2 separate regions of the Homo sapiens genome follow, and region 1 is linked to region 2. A link is a loop called in an ENCODE intact Hi-C map of the cell type or tissue named here. Cell type or tissue: endothelial cell of umbilical vein. All regions are shown on one strand. Links, peaks and the distances in the headings refer to the core of each region. The heading gives the core; the rest is flanking DNA.

What was found. Hi-C counts contacts between places; a loop is a spot of excess contacts. Peaks named below come from ENCODE experiments on the same cell type or tissue, not always from the same donor. Only the 100,000 strongest peaks of a DNase experiment are listed, where the experiment ranks them.
Region 1: it touches region 2 in a loop (3.0-fold over the local background); 32 of 110 quality-filtered maps call a loop at or near these places.

The regions. Positions count from the first base shown.
Region 1 is chr15:55,278,005-55,288,868 of GRCh38, forward strand. The region is part of intron 1 of RAB27A (RAB27A, member RAS oncogene family); the gene reads right to left. Among named protein-coding and RNA genes, the nearest start is that of RAB27A, 6.4 kb to the right of the region's middle. RefSeq lists an enhancer at 1,687-1,981. In endothelial cell of umbilical vein, for the core only: no CTCF peak of the experiment used is centred there; DNase peaks (open chromatin) are centred at 1,837 and 4,477; H3K27ac peaks cover 2,268 bases.
Region 2 is chr15:55,225,132-55,235,136 of GRCh38, forward strand. It overlaps RAB27A (RAB27A, member RAS oncogene family), which reads right to left. Exons shown (of 7, transcript NM_183235.3): 3 at 9,651-9,825; 4 at 5,270-5,355; 5 at 3,478-3,581. The coding sequence starts at 9,803. Among named protein-coding and RNA genes, the nearest start is that of RSL24D1, 33 kb to the left of the region's middle. In endothelial cell of umbilical vein, for the core only: no CTCF peak of the experiment used is centred there; DNase peaks (open chromatin) are centred at 3,900 and 5,080; H3K27ac peaks cover 459 bases.

The DNA.
Region 1 (10,864 bases), core at 254-8,253, 51 kb after region 2:
TAACTCTTGACACATATGGTAGCTGTAGCTATTATACTCACTTGCATATTGTTATTATCAACCCTAGTATCAGGTAGAAAAAGAAAGTATTCTTAGAAACATAACCTGTAATTTGCTTTATATATAGTGGACTTCAGGAAGCTGCAATGTTTGCTTTTGTGAATTTCCTTCCCATTTTGTAACACACATTTTGTTTCAGGGACTAAAACATATTAAAGAAATTTAATAGTTCAACATTTCTGATTTCTCTACTGGACAAAAGCCTGGCAGGTTTCCACTATATTTTCATAGAAATGACTCTTTTACACTATGGGAGCCCTGGGGTATTTATGTCAGTAGCCGCTTCTAAACTTGTGAACAGAAATCAGCCTGCCACCTCACAAAGAAGAGGCATCATATCTGAAATTTGTTTTTAATTTCCATTTCACTTTTTTCCTTCATAATAGCACCAGATTATTCAGTCTTCTAATCATTATTATTTTTTTTTTTTTTTTTTGAGAGGGAGTCTCACTCTGCCACCCAGGCTGGAGTGCAGTGGCACGATCTCAGCTCACTGCAAGCTCCACCTCCTGGGTTCACGCCATTCGCCTGCCTCAGCCTCCCAAGTAGCTGGGACTATAGGCGCCCGCCACCACGTCTGGCTAATTTTTTGTATTTTTAGTAGAGACAGGGTTTCACCATGTTAGCCAGGATGGTCTCGATCTCCTGACCTCGTGATCTGCCCGCCTCAGCCTCCCAAAGTGCTGGGATTACAGGCGTGAGCCACCGCACCTGGCCCAGTCTTCTAATTATTTAGTGAATTCAGTACGTTGACATGGGGCTGAAAAATCTGCATTTCTAAGTTCTAAGTTCTAAGCCAAGTCATTCACTAATTATGTCAATTCTATCCCTGAAAAATAAGGGCTTGTATCACCAAACGGATGAAATACCATTTCTGAACTCAAAAGCTGAAGCAACTCCCTACTCCACATTTATTAATTACAGCCTGAAGGAAATTGCTCACATCTATGCACCCCACAGACAAAAGGGCACAGTTGCTAAAAGAACAGTTCCAAACTTTGGGATAGATAATGGAAAGAATCACAAGTTACTCAAAGCCAAAATATGGCCTAGGAACCCTCTAAGAAGCAGTAGAGACAGCAGAAAGAGCCAGGCAGATAAGACTCTTAATAAAGGCCCCCATGGCCTGTCCTCCCATACTCTTCTATTTCTTCTCCACCCAGTGTCCGAGGCCTGTGACCACAAAACACAGGACAACACAGAACCTCAGAGAAGCCTTGAGGGGCAACTGGTCAACCAATTAGGGCAGGTGAAAATGGATCCAGGACTGGCAGCAGAATCACCTAGGATATGTGATGAAAATCCAAAATTCTGGGTCCCATTCAGGCCTCTGAATTAGGATCTCTGCAAGGGAGGCCTAGGGAATCTGCATTTATATCAAGCTTCCCAGGGGCTTTCTGGTTATACACAATCAAGTTTGTAAGCCACTGTTCTAGGGAGACAACAGATGGCAAAAATGTACAACTACAGTTAGGCAAATAGCCTGTACATCAAGATCATATTTAACTTCTACTAGCCTCAGATACCAAATCTGTAAAATAGGGATAATAATACTGACCTAGCAAGGTGGTTGTGAGAATCAAATGAAATAAGTAATAGCCTCACACACAGTGTCTCACATACAGCAGGTGCTCAATAAAAGTCCATTCCCTCGCTTGTGTATGGCATTCTAATGAAGACTTACAACAATAGTTTTTGAATAAATGTCACCTGTTTTGAATAAATATCACCAAGGAAAGCAGATGGCCAGGAAAGTTAAGGCCTCAATGTTAATGACTCATCAACTACAAAGGCCGAGGTCAGCAGCCTTAACCAGCGATTGAGTCATGAAATGTACTTGTAGACAGTGGTTCTCAAGCTTCGGGGTGCATCAGAGTCACCTAGATGGTTTTAAAACACAGACTCTAGGCCCCACCAGAGTTTCAGATTCAGTAGGTCTGGAGTGGGGCTGAAAATCTGCATTTCTATGTTCCCAGGTGGTGCTGATGTTACTGGTCCTAATCTGACACTTTGCAATAAAAAAAGAAAAACTATGCTGTGTATATTTCCTGTTTGACACTAGACTGGTTAGTTTCATGTAAATAGAGAAAAAAACTAAGAAACCAACAATTTCCGAGGCTGTGCTGCCTCTGTCCCTGAGAATCTTACTATGTTGTTTGAACAATGCATAGAGAGGACAGGGAGATTTGAGTTCTATCTTCCCACTCACTTGCTGTGTGACTCTGCATGAGACATATGATCTCTTCCAGCCTGAGTTTACTCAGGCTGGGAGTAAAGGTGAGCTAGACACTGGTTCCCAAACCAGGTTGTCCACCAACAATCACTAGAGCAGTATTTAAAATAAAACATAGATTCCCAAGCCCTAGCCACAAACCTAATAAATTAGAATCACCAAAGGAGAGACTGAAAAATGTGTTGTTGTTTCTTGTGGGTATGGTTTATATATATATATATATATATATACTTTAAGTTCTAGGGTACATGTGCACAATGTGCAGGCTTGATACATAGGTATACAGGTGCCATGTTGGTTTGCTGCACCCATCAACTCATAATTTACATTAGGTATTTCTCCTAATGCTATCCCTCCCCCAGTCCCCACCCCCTGAGAGGCCCCGGTGTGTGATGTTCCCCTTCCTGTATCCAAGTGATCTCATTGTTCAGTTCCCACCTATGAGTCAGAACATGTGGTGTTTGGTTTTCTGTCCTTGAGATAGTTTGCTGAGAATGATGGTTTCCAGCTTCATCCATGTCCTTGCAAAGGACATGAACTCATCCTTTTTTATGGCTGCATAGTATTCCATGGTGTATATGTGCCACATTTTCTTAATCCAGTCTATCATTGATGGACATTTGTGTTAGTTCCAAGTCTTTGCTATTGTGAATAGTGCTGCAATAAACATACGTGTGCATGTGTCTCTATAGTAGCATGATTTATAATCCTTTGGGCATATACCCAGTAATGGGATTGCTGGGTCAAATGGTAATTCTAGTTCTAGATCCTTGAGGAATCGCCACACTGTCTTCCACAATGGTTGAATCAATTTACACTCTTTTGTGAGCATGTTTTAAACAAAAGCTCCCTGTGCCATTTTCATGTATAGCCAGTTTTGAGGAAGCATTAACATGGTAATCTTTCTCCAGCATTAAAGCTCTTGGGTCTTTTTGATTTCCAATTCACTGGGTCCTGAGTCTATACTTAGCCAGTATAAGTAGCCTTCTCCTTTTATATTTGCTTCACCTGGCTATTCTTCCGAAAGGAAGCATACACTGTCCTCAAAAAAAGGAATCTACTCTGCTTAGCAGTTCCATTTCTCATATATCAATAAACTGGCATTCTGGTTTCATTTAAAAAATAAAGTCCAGGATAGGCACAGTGGTTCATGCCTGTAATCTCAGCACTTTGGGAGGCCAAGGCAGGCAGATCACTTGAGGTCAGGAGTTCGAGACCAGCCTGGCCAACATAGTAAAACCCCATCTCTATTAAAAATACAAAAATTAGCCCAGCATGGTGACATGCTCCTGTGGTCCTAGTTACTTAGGAGGCTGAAGCAGGAGGATCCACTTGAGCCCAGGATGTTGAGGTTGCAGTGAGCTGGGTGACAAAGACAAGAAAGAAGGGAAGGGAAGGAAGAAGAGAAAGGAAGGGAAGGAAGGGAGAAGGGAAGGGGGAATGGAAGGGAGGAAGGAAGGTAGGAAAGGAAAAGAGAAGGAAAAAAAAAGAAACCAGAGGCCCTTACAGACCACAGGTACATATTTGGATCTTATACCTATTACAATGAAAGCAACTAAGGGATTTTAAGCAGAAGGATATGAATTGAATTCCTTTAATTTTTTAAAATTTTGTCTCATGCTCCTCAAGAGTGTGAGTTCCTTTTTTGGGACATCACTGGCTTTGTGTGAAGAATGGGCTATGGCAGGGAGGGGCAAGAATTGGAACAGAAAAGTAGCAGTACAGGCCTTTAACCAGCAGCTGGCACAGAGCAGGCACTTGGATATTTCTGCACTGCTTTAACATAGGGAAATCATAATATACTTGTTTCACCTCCTAATGTATTTCAGAGGAGTTCAAGGAAGAGACTCTGGGTGTTAGCAAAGTTCCATCTAGATGTCACTTCTTTTGAACAACACATAGAATTTTGGATTGTCCACAGTACAACTGGTTCCAATCAAGAAGTATTAGAATAAGAACATAAAAAGAACACACCAGGAAACCATCAGACCAGGCTTCTGGAACCATCCCTGCCATCAATTAGCTATGTGACCTGAGGCACAGCTCTGGATTTCTGGGAGGGGAGCCTGGGCTACAATTTCCAAGGTCCCTACTAGCTCTTAAATTACACAATTCTGTAAGTGTAACAAATGTGGTTTCCTTATCTGGGTGGCAAAATGGGATGATGACTCAGGGTGAGGTTTTTTGTTACAGATTTTCAACCTCCCAGAGAAGCTCTAGTGAAGCTAGAATCAGGGTGTTAATAAAGAAACTGTCCAGTTTTATTATTTCCTTTCCAGGGTATGGTGGTCAGCTGGAAATCTGGGAAGTAGACATTCCTGGCAGCTGCGAGCTTATCGTGCAAAGACTGAGAACCCAAGTCCCTGTGTAACCCTTCAGGTACACGATCTCTGGGGTCCCCTGCTCATGTGGCTTTCGCTCATGTGGAAGCACACAATAGACAGGCACTGAAGACCAGCCTCTCACTTCCTCCTGCTGGTAGGCTGTTCCCAAAGGGTCCACTCCTCTCCTATGGCCAACCTGGCACCTCCACGAGAACCCCATTTCGCATGATCCCTGGGGGCAGTGGTTCTCAGTCTCAACTGCAACTGCCCATCAGAATCCCGTGTGGAGACAATAAATAAATAAATAAACAAACAAACAGCCTGAGCCCTACCCCACATTTACTGACTTAGAATTGGGGTGAGGGAGAGGTTAGAAAGACAACAGCGGTAGTTAGGCTTAGTTAGTTTTACATGATGGACAGAACGTGTAACTTGGGAAACTGTAAGCCAAAGAGGTTGAATGAGTTGTCTAATGCAGGGTTTCTTAGCGTCGGCACTGTTGACATTTTAGGCAGGATAATCCTTTGTTGGGGGCTCTCCTGTGTACTGAGAATGTTTTGCAGCATCCCTGGCCCCCACCCACTAAATGCCAGGAGTAACTCCCCAGCTGTGACAGTCAAAAATGTCTCCAGGCATTGCTAAATGTCCCATGTGGGGTGGGGCAGGGGAGAAAATCACCCCCAACTGACATACACTGGTGTGATATCACATAGTTAATAATCAGGAATATGGAGACTAAAAACCGACCGACTGATTCCTGACTGTGTTGATTCTTCCACATTCAAGCAGGAAGTCCGGAACACAGGAATGAGCCGCCACCTGAGGAAATACCACAACCCACTTCACTACACAACCCACTTCAATACACAGCCTAGGGCAGACGTGGGACCTGGGACAGCTGACCTTGTCCCTAATGAGAAAAGCCACATTAGGTCTCCAGTATTTGACTGTGAGGACAATGACTTATCTTTTCAAGGACTGTTACACCTCTTCACTCATTCTTGGAGTTGTTTCCTTGAAATGATGCGATTTATTATGAAAATCACTATTTTCATAATGATTTCTTAGCAAGAAACAAAGAAATCCTGACCACAATCATAGGTTATATTTTAAAATTCTTTAGTTTTGTAAATGAACATTTAAGTCATGACCTATTTCTGTATGTTTCATTTCTCCCCTTATTAGGGCTAGTACAGCAAGAACAAAAGTATCATATTATTGTGTTTAACTAGCTGATTTAGACCTTGACTTTGCTTTTAACGATACAAATACACAGCAGATTAGTATTTAGCCATACCCTGATAGGACTTGACCAGCCTCCCAGGTGGTGGGATCAGGCCAAGGTAGATAAACTATAGCAAATAAGAATGAACAGACTTTTCAGTCTCGTGGCAACCAATTTTATTATTATGCTTTGACCTGGCAGCTGGTAAGACTTTATATGAATTAACCAATGAAACTATGAAAAAACAAGATTAGTGGTTCTGAAATATGGTATTCAAATAGCAGTTAGAGAAAGCAGTTCATTTTCAAGGCTGCTTTCTTTTAAATAGGTACAAATAATTACAATAAAAAATAATAAAATCTTGTTTAAAAAGAACAGATCTCTAGTGAGCAAGTCACATACACCTGTCTATCTACCTTGGTCCTTGTCATATGTATATCTTCCATATTTATTGTACCAAAATAAAAAGGGGTGAGGAATTTTGTGGGAATAGGCCACTCAAAGCAAGCAGGCTTTCCATAAGACAACACTTAGTTGTTGTGGAATTATACTCAGTAAGACCACCTTAATCAAAGCACCTTATAATAAATACTCCAGAGGGTCAAAAGTGTTAACAAAACCATAAAAAAAAATAAAACCACATTGAATTACAGGCTTTCTGGCATAACAGCAGGGACAAGAACCACATGGGGCTTTCAACAGTTATGCGGCTCTCAGAGAAAAGTCAAAGTGTCTCATGAGAATGGCTTTGGCTGCCACATGTTGGATCTGGGGACTGAAGGACAGTATGATAATGAGGTGATCTTGAGTGGATGGCTAGAGATGTGATTAAAGGTCAACATGAAAACATAAGCAACTTCTTCATGACCTCTTAAGGGAAGGGATTATGCAGCAGAACAACTGCTGGTTCCAGAGTCCCACTTCCAGCTCTGCCACTAACTCTATGTGACTTTGACAAAGTGACTTAACCTCTCTGGAGTAAATTCCATTAACTATAAAAGACTAGAGTAAAATGAAATGTTCTCTAACTTCCTTCTAATTCTAATACTCCTTGGGTTTACAAATCTTCTCTTTTGGATACATGCACAATCACCAAAAATCAGCCATGGCTCAATCATTCTTTGGACATTTTCACCATCGATGCATTTCCTATGCATAAACATAAACTCCAGCTAGGGCTGCCAGACACAAAACAAGACATCCAGTTAAATGTGCATTTTGGATAAAGAACAATTTTTTAGTAAAAGTATGTCCCAAATAATGTATAAGATATAGGAAACAATTATTTAGTGTTTTTCTGCAATGCAAATTTAACTTTTTTTTAGTTTGCTAAATCTGGCACCCCACCTCCATCCCCACATTAGAATCAAAACTCTCACTCCACACACGGGAGGTTGGCTGACTAAAGCACTACATGGTAAACTTCTGTTTAAGGGCAACATATACAGACGAAAAACAAACAACCAAAAAAAAAAAAAAAACAGGAAAGGAGGAACAAAACTTTCAGCATTCCTCGTAAGAGAGGCATCTAATTTTACTTGACAATAAATAAAATATGAGTATTACTAGACCTCAATCATACAAGTACCTGCAAAACCAGAGAGTCCAAACAGAGCTGAATGCTCTCTACTCCACACACCTTACCCTACGAACATAAGTAAATTACAAACCCTTTATCTCTGCCTCCAGTTCAGGGCTCATGTCTGCACCTAGCTTAAGGGAAACCAAATCATAAACTCAAACTTCCTGACCAAGAGGCAGAAGAACAAATACAGTCCAAGAAAATCTGCAAGTGGCATAAAAAGTGAAGGCTATAGAAGGGAAAAATTACTCTCTTCAAGAACCAATCTTGTTTTAGCGATGGCAAGACAATTTCCCTTCTCAGGGGCCTGGCCAACATGGTGAAACCCCGTTTCTATTGAATAAATAAATAAGAAATGAATTTCCATTTTCTCAAATTTCCAAAAAACTTCACTCTTCTTAAATTAGCACAAGAGGCCAACACCCTGGAGATAGGCACTGAATGGCCCTGCCCAGTTTGCCCAGGATATAGACAGAGGGCTCCGGTCTGCCACTGTGGGAGGGACCAAAATCCTCACCTTTCTACTTATTTGACCTTTCCCTTTTTAAGGAAGATAAGACTATTATTTTTGGGAAAGTAGGACAGAAGACGAGAGACTTAGGAGATGTTGGTGTATCTATAGACATTGCTTCTCTTAGAAAAAAATGGATGGAATAGTGGGAAAGAAATAGCAGAACACTCTACAGACATACCATCCTGGATGTGCCCGATCTCCTCTGATCTTGGAAGCCAAGCAGGGTTGGGCCTGGTTAGTACTTGGATGGGAGAAATGGCAGAATGATCCCTATTGCTCTGTCTTCTGTTCCCTTTTTCATTAGTTCAACACATATCTCTTTGAGTGCTTAATATATGTCAGAAACCATTCTATGTGCTATGGACATCACAGTGAACAAGGCAGATTACTGGCCATCCTGGAGCTTGTCTTCTACCAGTGAAAGACAAATGTTGTGTGTGTGTGCTGGTCTGTGTATGACAGTTCTATAAATACTCGAAAGAAAACAAGGCAAGGTAAGGGGGCAGAAAATGATGGGATAGGTGAGGGATACTATTCTAGATGGAGTGGTCTAAGAAGGCCTCTCCAGAAAAATGACTTTTCACCTGAATGAAATAAATAAGAAAGCCATGCAGACATCTGAGGGGAAGAGCATTCCAGGCAGAGGAAACAAGTGCAAAGGTCCTGAGGTATGGCTGGAGCAGAGTCAGCAAAGGCAAGAGTGATAGCAGATGAAGCCGCACTCCATGCAAGGGTTGTATAGACCATGGTGAGGACTCTGTCACTTCTGAGATAAAAAGCCACTGGAGAGTTTCAAGCAGAGTGACATAATAGACTCTGGCTGCTGTGTTAAGAATAGAGTGTGGAGCAGTAAGGGTGGAAGCAGGGAAGCCCTTCAGAAGGCTTTTGCAGTAATCCAGGTGACAGAGATGATAGAACTTGGTGGAAGCAGCAGAAGTGGTGAGAAATGGTTATCATCCTAGATGTATTCTTTTTTTTTTTTTTTTTTTTTTTTTGAGACGGACTCACACTCTGTCGCCCAGGCTGGAGTGCAATGGCACGATCTTAGCTCACTGCAACCTCCGCCTCCTGGGTTCAAGCGATTCTCCTGCCTCAGCCTCCTGAGTAGCTGTGATTACAGGCACCCACCACCACGCCCCGCTAATTTTTGTATTTTTAGTAGATACAGGGCTTCACCATGTTGGCCAGCCTGGTCTTGAACTCCTGACCTCACGTGATCCACCTGTCTCGGCCTCCCAAAGTGCTGCGATTACAGGCGTGAGCCACCGCACCCGGCCTGCTGAGGAATTTAATGTGGGGTATAAGAGAAAGAATCAAGAGTGATTTCAGGGTGTTTGGTGTGAGCATCTGGAAGAGTGAAGTTGCCATTCACTAAGATGGAGAAGACTAGGGGAAAAGCAGCTTTGGGAGAGAAAACTCAAAAATCTGGCTCCTAGAGATTGTTGCTCACTTTAAAACCCTTACATCTATTTTAGAACCAAAACAATAGAAATTGAGAAGCTGACTTTAAATTTCATGTGGAAGGCCAGGCATGGTGGCTCATGCCTATGATCACAGCACTTTGGGAGGCTGAGGCAGACAGATCACCTGAGATCGGGAGTCCGAGACCAGCCTGACCAACATGGAGAAACCCTGTCTCTACTAAAAATATAAAATTAGCCAGGCATGGTGGCACATGCCCGTAATCCCAGCTACTCAGGAGGATGAGGCAGGAGAATCACTTGAACCAGGGAGGCGGAGGTTGCAGTGAGCTGAGATCGTGCCATTGCACTCCAGCCTGGTAAATAAGAGCAAAACTCCATCTCGAAAAAAAAAAAAAATTCATATGGAAATTCAAGGGACTGGATAGTCAAAACAATCTTGAAAAAGAACAAGGTTGGAGGACTCACATATCCTGATTTCAAAACACTATGTAGCTACAATAATCAAGGTAGTATGATACTAGCCTGAGGACAGACATACAGATCAATGGAATAGAACTGACAGTCCAGAAATAAACCTTTACATTCATGGTCAATTTATCTCAACAGAGGTGCCAAAACTATTCAAAGAGGAACAGTCTTTTAAACAAATGGTGCTGAAAGAACTGGATATCCACATGCAAAAAGTTGAAGTCAGACCCCCTGCCTCACACCATATTTAAAAATTAACTTAAAATGGGTCAAAGAATGAAATGTAAGAGCTAAAAACTATAAAACTTTTAGAAGAAAACATAAGTATAAATCTTCATGATCTTGAATTTGACAATGTTTTCTTAACTTTGACATCAAAAGCACAAACAACAAAAGGAAAAATAGGCTCGGTGCAGTGGCTCAAGCCTATAATCCCAGCACTTTGGGAGGCTGACGCAGGTTGATCACTTGAGGTCAGGAGTTCAAGACCAGCCTGGCCAACATAGCAAAACCCCGCCTCTACTAAAAATACAAAAATTAGCCAAGCATGGTAGCACACACCTGTAATTCCAGCTACTCTGGAGTCTGAAGCAAAAGAATCACTTCAACCCAGGAAGCGGAGGTTGCTGTGAGCCAAGATCATGCCACCGCATTCCTACCTGGGCGACAGAGTGAGACTCTGTCTCAAAAGAAAAAAAAGGAAAAATAGATTAAATATACTTCAACGAAATTAAAAATCAAGGCACGTCACAGAAATTAAGGAAGGAAGAAAAAAGGGAGGGAGGGAGGAAGAGAGAATGGTAGAAAGGAAGGAAGAAAAAAGTAGGAATGAAAACATAAAACAACATAAACCAACATAAAATACAGAAAATAATGATCCTCAGTCAAGTTCCTTCAGCATTATATTAACCTTTCTTCACTTCTAACCATCTGCAGAAACTGTTTTCCAGATTGTATTTTCCCTCTAAAGCAAGTTTTTAAGGCCGAAAAAAAAAAAAGAACAAGAACAGTGAGTGGAGAATCAACAAATTTAA
Region 2 (10,005 bases), core at 2,006-10,005:
CTTCCTTCAAGACTTGCTTCATGGTTACCTCATTATCTTTCTGGTCTCCAGAGTGGCTCTGTGCTCTGTTAATGCCTTATAAGGTGTTATAGGTCCATGCCCAGTGTCATGCTATGAGCACAGACTCAGGATCCAGTGTACCTAGGGATGAATCCTGGCTCTGCCATTTACTAGCTGTGTGACCCTGATGAAGTTATTTGACTGCCTCAATTTCCCCATCTGTAAATGGTGATAATGATACTACTTACTTTATACAGTCAAGGTAAGGATTAAAATGAATTAATCCAGTGATTCTGCAGGTAAAGACTGTGAGCCACCAGCCTTAGCATAACCTAAGAATTTGTTGACATGCAAGTCTCAGGTCCCACTCCAGCTCTACTGAATCAGGAATGCTGGAAATGGGGCTAGAAATCTGTGTTTTAAAAAGTCCTCCAGGTGACTGAGATGCACATTCACATTTGAGAACTACTAAGTTAATATATTAAAGCATTTAGAAGAGCATGTAAGTATCACCAGTAATTATGGTTAACAGTATTTATTTTGGGTAGTCTAGGAAGTGTGATTATTGGTGATTTCTTCTTTTTGTCTCATTTTTCCTAATTTTTCTACTAAGATTGTGCTTATCTAAAAAGCAAATTAATCAGTTATTTTAAAAACTTCACTAAGAAAAAAGTCACCTACATAAACAACTACAGTCTGATAATGGATGTAATAAGGACCCTATACACAGTATAAAATGTAACAGGGGTTAAAAGGAGGGAAAACATCTAACACAACTAAGTTTATTACAGAGAATCTCACAGAGGCCATCTTTGCTAGGTTTTAAAGAATAAGCAGAACTCCAGTTGGTTAAAAAATGGGGGCAGGTGTGGAAAGGGTTTTTCAGACAGAGAGAATAATGGGAATAAAAAATAAAGAAGTAAAAATATGTAAAATATATACTGTTGGGTTTTTGCACCACTTATGGGACTCTACAGAAGAAAGTTTAGAAATGTAGGCTACTTTAAAGTTTCCTTAGGAAACACACTAGCACTGGATGAAGAGTGACTCTGGGCATGACGTGCTTACTCCTCTGAACTCCAGGAAGACAGGACAGTGACTACCACACTACCAAATTCCTTTCAGATTTCAATCCAGGCCCAGAGGACTCAGCCTCTGTTCTGTCTCCTCATCTGAGTGGGGCTTACTTTAGACTTTTATCACCCTTCTCAAGAGGGCATGGAGAGATTGAGTGAGAGGGAGGGGTCTGCAAGGAGCAAAGGGAAAGGGGAGGGTATATAGACCTGCTCTCCTCTCCCAGGCCAATCAGGGCCCACGAGTCAGCTACTTCTTTAATGCAACACTGTGTTCTGGCACTCACCACTGATTTTTATGTATTTGTGTGTGTGTGTGTGTGTGTGTGTGAGTGTGTATTTGTGTGTATTAAGCTATTATTTTTATTAAAAAATAAGAAATGGGCCGGGCACTGTGGCTCACGCCTGTAATCCCAGCACTTTGGGAGGCTGAGGCGCGTGGATCACCTGAGGTCAGGAGTTGGATGAAACCCCGGGAGATGGGTGAAACCCCATCTCTACAAAAATACAAAAATTAGCTGGGGGTGTTGGTGTGCGCCTGTAATCCCAGCTACTCGGGAGGCTGAGGCAGGAGAATTGCTTGAACCCAGGAGGCAGAGGTTGCAGTGAGCCGAGACTGCACCATTGCACTCCAGCAAGGGCAACAAGAGTAGAAACTCCATCTCAAAAAAAAAAAAAAAAGATAAGAAATGAATGATCATTGTAATACTCAAAAGGCTGACAGGAAGAAGAAAAAAATAAAAGTACAGATAATTAACAAATGTTTATTCCTAATTAAGATTTGATATTACCACTTCTGACACTGAACATTACACCTTTTTGTTTAAATGGTAGGGGGTGGAGAATACTTTCTATTAAATATATAAAATCTTCAATACGTATAAGTGTTCTTTACCTAACTGAGCAATAAGGATTCTTTTACTCTCTAAGGAAAACAAAACAAAATACATACATATGTATACATATTTTCACATAATTTTGTTCTTTATCCAACTAGTTAGCCAGGATAGGCAATATTTATCTAATGTCTCAGAGTTTTAGTGTCTACCTATGAAAAACAGGTGCGTTATTTTTTGATGCTAAGATTCTATGCGCACTCTCTAGTGATCCTTATAAAATAGTTGATTTTAAAAAGCCCCAGAACTTGTTCTGATGATGCAAAGGAGGGATGATGAACACGGGCTGAGAGTAAGAGACCATAAACAGCCACTGTCATTCAGCTACAAGGGAAATAATGAGGCAACTTAGCCAGGCATCTAGCGAAGTGAAGCCCCAGTAAGCATTACTATATTTGGGGAACTCATATTTAAAGTAATTAATAGCTCTTCAACTCTTAGTGGCCAACTGACTTGAGAACGGGCAAAAAAAAGGCCATTAAAAAGGAAAGCCAAAGCTTCATATCCTTGGATAAGTCTATTACTTTTTAAGGCTCAATGTCCTTCTCCTGAAATAAGGACACAACACTGACCCGAATCTTTGCCCAGGGTGATTGTGAGGATCAGATACAAAGTATGTGAAAACCACAGTGCACTAAATTATTTTTAAACTCATTTTTAATCTAAGCTTTTCTACTATCAAAACTACAGCCAATTACCCTTTCATAATCCCAAAACAGTAATGTTTAAGTAGCAGATCTTTTTAAATCAGTGTTTTAAAGATTTAGATGTTAAGAATTTAATATTACAGCCTTCCCTAATAGATTCTCTAGGGTTACACTAACATGACCAAACAGGGAAAATATACATTTGAAAGCTGTTATGCAGTCAAGTGGCAGAATTCGAAATGGCTATGAACCAATCATTTAGGAGGTTAAAATCTCTCCAAAATAAAGGTTGACATATATTGCACTGGTGACCACTTTTACCAATGCAGTTGTAGAGTTTTCCATGGCAGAATCCTCCTGAAAGATGCTCTAACCCTAAAAGCTAGAAGGGGACTCTAAGCACAGAAAAGACATGAAGCCAGGGGTATGATCCATTAAGTCTTTAAAAGCTATCTGCATCTATGTAATACCCATTTAATGTCCAGAGATGATAGAAGAATTGATAGCATACAATAGACAAGCAGATACTTAGAGATTTAACTTCTCTAGGCTTCTACTTCCTCATCTACGAAATGGGAATAAGAGTCTCTTCTGTGGGATAGACTGAAGAGGAGAGCACACATAAAGTGCTGCCTTGCACCTGGAGCACAGGAAGTACTCAACAAATCAAAGTTATCAGTACCAGGGAGAAGCAGAGTATTTCAATTATCTTTGTCCCTAAACTAAAAACCTTGCTCCTTAAAATAGTATTTGCACTAAGATCTCCTCCAAAACGATTTGTCACAGAAGTAGAGCATAAGAGGGCATTCTATAAATAAGAGGGGACTGTGTAGCAGGACACTGGGGAACAATAACACTTACTTATCCAGTTTCTGACATTGAGGAAACTTTGCTCATTTGTCAGATCAAAAAGTAGAAGAAAACCCATAGCATCTCTGAAGAACGCTGTCGTTAAGCTACGAAACCTAGGAACATAAAAGCAGAATGGTCAGTTAAACCACGGCCCCACTCCTGAAATATAAAACTACAAGCAATGCCTTCAGCCTCTTACAAAAGTTTACCAATAACAAGCTACATGGTGATATTTCAAAAGTATATAGGATAGTTATTTATCACTTATATCAGTTTAAGTGTTAACAGACCATGTGATTTGAAAACCGAGGCTGCTGGAGAGGGATGACAAGAACCAGCTTGTGATCTTAGTCTCACCCAAGAATTTATGTACAATTATGAGTTAATTTGGCCAAAAGCAATATAGTGTATGTTTTCCTATTGTGAAAGCTTGACTTGACATTACAATGTGTTCCATGATCTTTTAATTTCAGAATATGCAGAGATCTCTTATCTCTGATAGCCATTTGTTTGGCTTGAAGGTAAGAATCTCTTGACTCAGACCTTATTCTGTCTTGGTACTCTGCCTTCCAAGGCTTTATCCTTCTGTCTTCCCTGTCTTCTCTCTCTCTCTCCCCACCCCCAACCCCACCCTATCACCAGTCAGTTTCCTCTCGTCTTTGCCTATATGTAAAACCTGTAACTGACAGGCAGGCTCCAGGGAAGAAAATATTGGTATGAATTTGTCATCTAATCAGCAATATTAGGTTTTTCTCAAATACTTTTAATCAATGTTTTTATTAAAAAGAGTTCTTGGCCAGGGGCCATGGCTCACACCTGTAATCCCAGCACTTTGGGAGGTCAAGGCAGGCAGATCACCTGAAGTCAGGAGTTAGAGACCAGCCTGACCAACATGGAGAAACCCCAACTCTACTAAAAATACAAAATTAGCTGTGTGTAGTGGTGCACATCTGTAATCCCAGCTAATCGGGAGGCTGAGGCAGGAGAATCACTTGAACCAGCAAGGTAGAGGTTGCGGTGAGCTGAGATCACGTCAGCCTGGGCAACAAGAATGAAACTCCGCCCAAAAAAAAAACAAAAAAGAGCTCTTATCTTTTAGAGCTACATTACCACAAGTATTAAAAATGAAATAATATAGTGTCTGGAATTTGCTTCTAAATTATATGGTAAGGGGGTGGGGTGAGAAGAGGTAAGGGGTATAAATGAAATTCTGTTGGCCACAATTTCATAATTGTTGAAGCTGAGTAATGGGTACATAGGTTTATCATATAATCCTTCCACTTTTGAATATCCTTGAAGTTTTCCATAATAAAAAGTTAAAAAACAAAATCCTTCAAGGTGGCTGTGAAAGAAAACAGAAGTTCTAGCTAACTGAAAGCAACTTTATATCAAGATTTCATGTGGCTTATTTTGGTCAAGTAACCCCTGGTCACATGAATTAATTCCAACCAGATATCCCACTAGATTTCAACAGTCAGGTAAGAATAATGCATGTAACTTGGCCACTTTCTTGTGGTTGAGTAAATAGCAAAAGGAAATGGAGCAAAGTATCTAAGCAAAAAAAAATTAAAAGAAGGAAAAGAAAAAAGTCCACAAGTAAGAGTCATAACCTCTCCCTTGACCTTGTATGAAATAAGGCCACCATTCTCATCTCAGACTTGACAAATTTCCTGCTAATTTGGCAGCATTCAAGTGCAAACCAACGAATTGGCTGGCTTTTTCCTGCTCAGGTCACTGTTTGAAGAATGTAACTATTTTTCCCTTTCCTTCAGTAAGGAGCACATAACTGAAGATCTCATACCTCTCCTGCCCTGCTGTGTCCCATAACTGCAGGTGGATTCTCTGGCCTCTGCCAGTGGCTCCATCCGGCCCACTGGCTCTGTACACCTAAAACAGCAAAGTGAAAGAGAAAACAAAAGAGAACTTCTAACACCAGCGAACCTTCTCACCTTTTTGTTCAGTACAAATCCCAAAGGCATCTAAAATTCCAAAGAGAATGCCATCTGGAATACAACCATGTTTGTATTTATGTCAAATAATTATATCCAGGTAATGTAATAAGTTATATTGAAATATATACATATATATCTTATAAATATATTGTAAAATATGAATACAAAACAACTTGTATAAAATATAATAATTAGTTTACCTTTCCTCAAAGTTCTCTTGGGTCACTAGTTTCAGGAAATATTACTTTTCTATGGCTTTTCCCAATCTCATCTTTTTTGTTTGTTTAACCAGGGGGTACATGTGCAGGCTTGTTACGTAGATAGATTGCATAATGCTGGGGTTTGAGCATCTATTGAATTCATCACCCAAACAGTGAATGTAGTACCCAATAAGTAGTTTTTCAGCCCCTCTCCCACTCCCTTCCCCCTTTTGGAGTCCCTAGTGTCTACTGTTTCTGTCTTTATGTCCATGCGTACCCATTGTTTAGTTCCCACTTATAAGTGAGAATGCATGTGGCATTTGATTTTCTGTTTCTGCATTAATTCACTGAGGATAATGGTCCCCAGCTCTATCCATGTTGCTGCAAAAGACATAATTTCACTTTTTTATGGCTGCATAGTATTCTATGATGTATATGTACCACATTTTCTCTATCCAATCCACCACTGATAAGCACCTAGGGTTAGTTCCATGACTTTGCTATTGTGAATAGTGCTGCAATAAACATTTGAGTGCAGATGTATTTTTGGTAGAACAATTTTCCCTTGTCCCATCCCAAATTTTAAAAGTGCTCTTAAAAGAATTTTATAGACAACACTCCTAGAACAGCAGAGAACGGACCATCAAAAATTTCTTCCTCCACAATAGCAACAAAAACAGTGGTAAAAATTGTCCAAATCAACTTTTTCAGTACTCTAGGAATTAACAAAGACTTGCAACATTCCAAGGAGCATTTATTCAAGAAAAACAGCCGAATATCAGTAAAAACAGTAAGCTTTGAGGTGTTTTTTACCTTGCCCTATTCCCATCCCCCTCACTCAAGCTTTTAGAAGACTTAAAAACCATGTGCACAAATGTGGTTGTTGTGAAAACATCAGCCTAGCCACCACTGTGGACAGCAGAGGAACAACAGGTTTGGAGCTCCCTAAAAGTCCCATACTGAGAAAAATTGTCAGGAAGCCCCTTGGAAAGCTCCATGCCCCAGCTTTGTCTTTCTTTGACCTCACTCAAAGCTTGCTCTTTGAGAACAGCCCTATCCCAAGGGCATTTGTTGAAAACTATCAGCAGTAATTATTTAACATCACAGCTACCAGAGGTAGCAATACCAGTTAGGGCTAACAAAAGTCTAACAACAACAACAAAAAAAAAATTTAAAGAAAAAAATAGGAAATGAGATTTCTATAATGCTCCCAAATATTCCTTGGAACCTAAAAGGCCATGTTCATGGGCAGGGCTCTACAAATGCCCAGGAAAGATCTAAAAAGGTCCTAATCTCTCACTTCTGACTGACTTTGAGGTTCTTCTCAGGCAGAAAATAAAAGCTAAGGCAGAGTTGTAAACTGCCTGCAGTAGTATTAAACACATACCCCAACAAACACACAGAGACTCTCAGAAAAAGCTAAGAGACTTATTAGTTCAAGGAATTTAATAAACTCTCTCCACTCATTAGCTGTCCACTAAGTTGACTGAGCAGAGACTTCAGTAGCTGCATACAAAGAATACAGATTTTGCAGAATTATCCCAGAAACATAATTAAACAAACAGCAACGACAAAAATAAATAAATATGCAGTAAAAACAAGAAACCCAGGTAGGGGAAAGAATCTGAGTTTCTAGAATAGACACATTATTTTAAATGTCCAGTTTTCAGCAAAACGTATAAGACACACAAAGAAACAGGAAAGTATGGCTCATGCGCAGGAAAAAAACAACGAATAGAAATTATTCCTGAGGAGGCCCAGATGTTAAACTTATTAGACAAAGACTTTACATCAGGAATTATAAATATATTCAAAGAACTTAAAAATCAGTAACATAGCGGTCCTCTAAAATTAAAGGATAAATTAAGACAAAACTGAGAAAAGTCATCTCTAGCAGACCTATCCTACAAGAAATACTACAGACAACTCTCAAGACTAAGCTGAAAGGAAACTAGACAGTAACTTAAATCCACACAAAGAAATAATAAGCACCAGTAAAAATGTAACTGCATAGTAAATATAAAAAACAGTATAAACGTGGTTTTTCTTTGTAGCCCTTTTCCTCCACTAGATTAAAATTTAACTGCAGGCTGGGAGTGATAGCTCATGCCTGTAATCCCTCAGCACTTTGGGAGGCTAAGATGGGTGGATCACTTGAGGCCAGGAGTTCGAGACCAGCCTGGCCAACATGGCAAAACCCCATTACTACTAAAAATATAAACAATTAGCCGGGTGTGGTGGCGGGTGCCTGTAATCCTAGCTACTTGGGAGACTGAGGCAGGAGAATCACTTGAACCTGGGAGACAGAGGTTGCGGTGAGCTGAGATCTCACCACTGCACTCCAGTCTGAGCAACAGAGAGAGACCCTGTCTCAAAAAGAAAAAAGAAAAAAAAATTAACTGCATACAGCAATAATTGTAAAGCTGTATTGATGATGGCACACAATGTAGAAAGATGTCATTCGTATAGCAATAATGGCACAAAAATATGGGAGAAAACAGAGCCACATAAGAGCAAAGTTTTACACAGTATTAAAATTAAGTTGCTATTAATCAAAATTAGATTGTGAAAAATTAAGATAATTGTAATCCCCAAGGGAATTTTTAAAAAAGAACTCAAAAACATATAACAAAAAAGGGAATTAAAATGATGCACTAGAAAATAGAAAAAGAAACAACAGTATCTATCAACAGACAAATGGATAAACAAAATGGTGTATCAATACAATAGAATATTATGTAGCTATAATAAGTAATGAAGTCCTGATACATGCTACAACATGGAAGATCCTTGAAAACATCAGGCTGAATGTAAGAAGCCAGACACAAAAGGCCATATATTATTCCATTTATATGGTGTGTGCAGAAGCCATTGATAGAAAATTCATGGTGGCTAAGGGGAGGTAGAAAGAGGAATGCCTGCTAATAGGTATGAGGTTTCTTTTTAAAGTGATGAAACTATTCTAAAATTGAATGGCTGTGATGGCCACACAACTCCGAATATATTAAAAACCACCGAATTTTATACTTTAGATGGATGGATTTCCTTTTTTTGTGAATTATATCTCAACAAATCTATTTTTTAAGTTATACAATAAGTAACCAACAAAAATAATCACATACATATATGTAGATTCTATCAACTACACGTCAATACTAAAAATTTCATTAGGGCCCTACTGTTATTCAGTGGGTCTTAATCTCTATAAGCCTCTCTGGTAGTAGAATAAAATACTAGAATGGGCAAAAGGGAATGTTCTTCTGTCTTAAAAGCCAGGGACCTTTCCCCCTGACAGAATATGATCCATTAAAGGACCTTTGTCATTAATTTCCTGACAACTGGTTTACCTGCTTCAGGCCAACAATGGATTTTTCAACAAGAAATGTAGTCTAAGGAGAAAGCCATCTTTCCTCATCTGCAACTGTGACACCATGACCTTCTGCCTTCCCCTCCAACACTAGAATAACTTTCAGTCTCAAAGTCCTTAAAAAATAAATAAATAAAAGTTTCTCCCTTCAACATTCTGCAGAACATCACATTCACTACTGGCATTCCCCACTCCTACTCCAACCTCACCCTCCTGGCAGCAGTGATAAGTTCTGCCAGTTAGTGTTCCATGTGGAACTGCTGAGACTTTATTAGGAGAAATGCCATTAAAAATAATAAGATACCAAAGGTGGAAGACACAGCCCATAAAACAAGAGTATGAGGGGCAAGGTGGTTGGCAGGCTTCAAGACAAAGGTAGACAAATAACTTTCGGAGTTCAGAGGGAAGATACAAGCCAAAAGAGTACCAAGGTGACATTTTAAAGAACTGTCCACTTCCACTTTGTCTGCCTGGTTTTATATGAAGTGCTGTCAGCACAGCCTTTTCAATCATGTTGCCTGGATTGAACATAACTCACTTTCATATGTACCTTTAATTTCAGATCCCAACCTTTGTCCTCCTAATTCCTACAAAGTAAACTAAACAGACCAGCAAATGTTGACTTAACGATTACATTTTTACATAGAAGGATATAGAACTTACCACTCTTTTTTCCCTGAAATCAATGCCCACTGTTGTGATAAATTTGGAGTTAAATTTACCATCTGTATATTGGTAAAGTACACTGGTCTTCCCTACACCAGAGTCTCCCAAAGCTAAAAACTTGATGAGGTAATCATAATCTCCATCAGACATAATGAAGAACTCAGTAGTTCACCTGTAAAATACACACAAAATTTTTTAATTAAAATCCATTAGAAAACATTAATTATCCATTTAAAAAGTGACAACAATATTCAGTTTAACACCTAATGTTAACCTGTATGTCTACGGGTTGTATGAAAAGAGAGTTACATACATATTGTTCACCATCCTTGAAGACCTAATAACTAGCTAG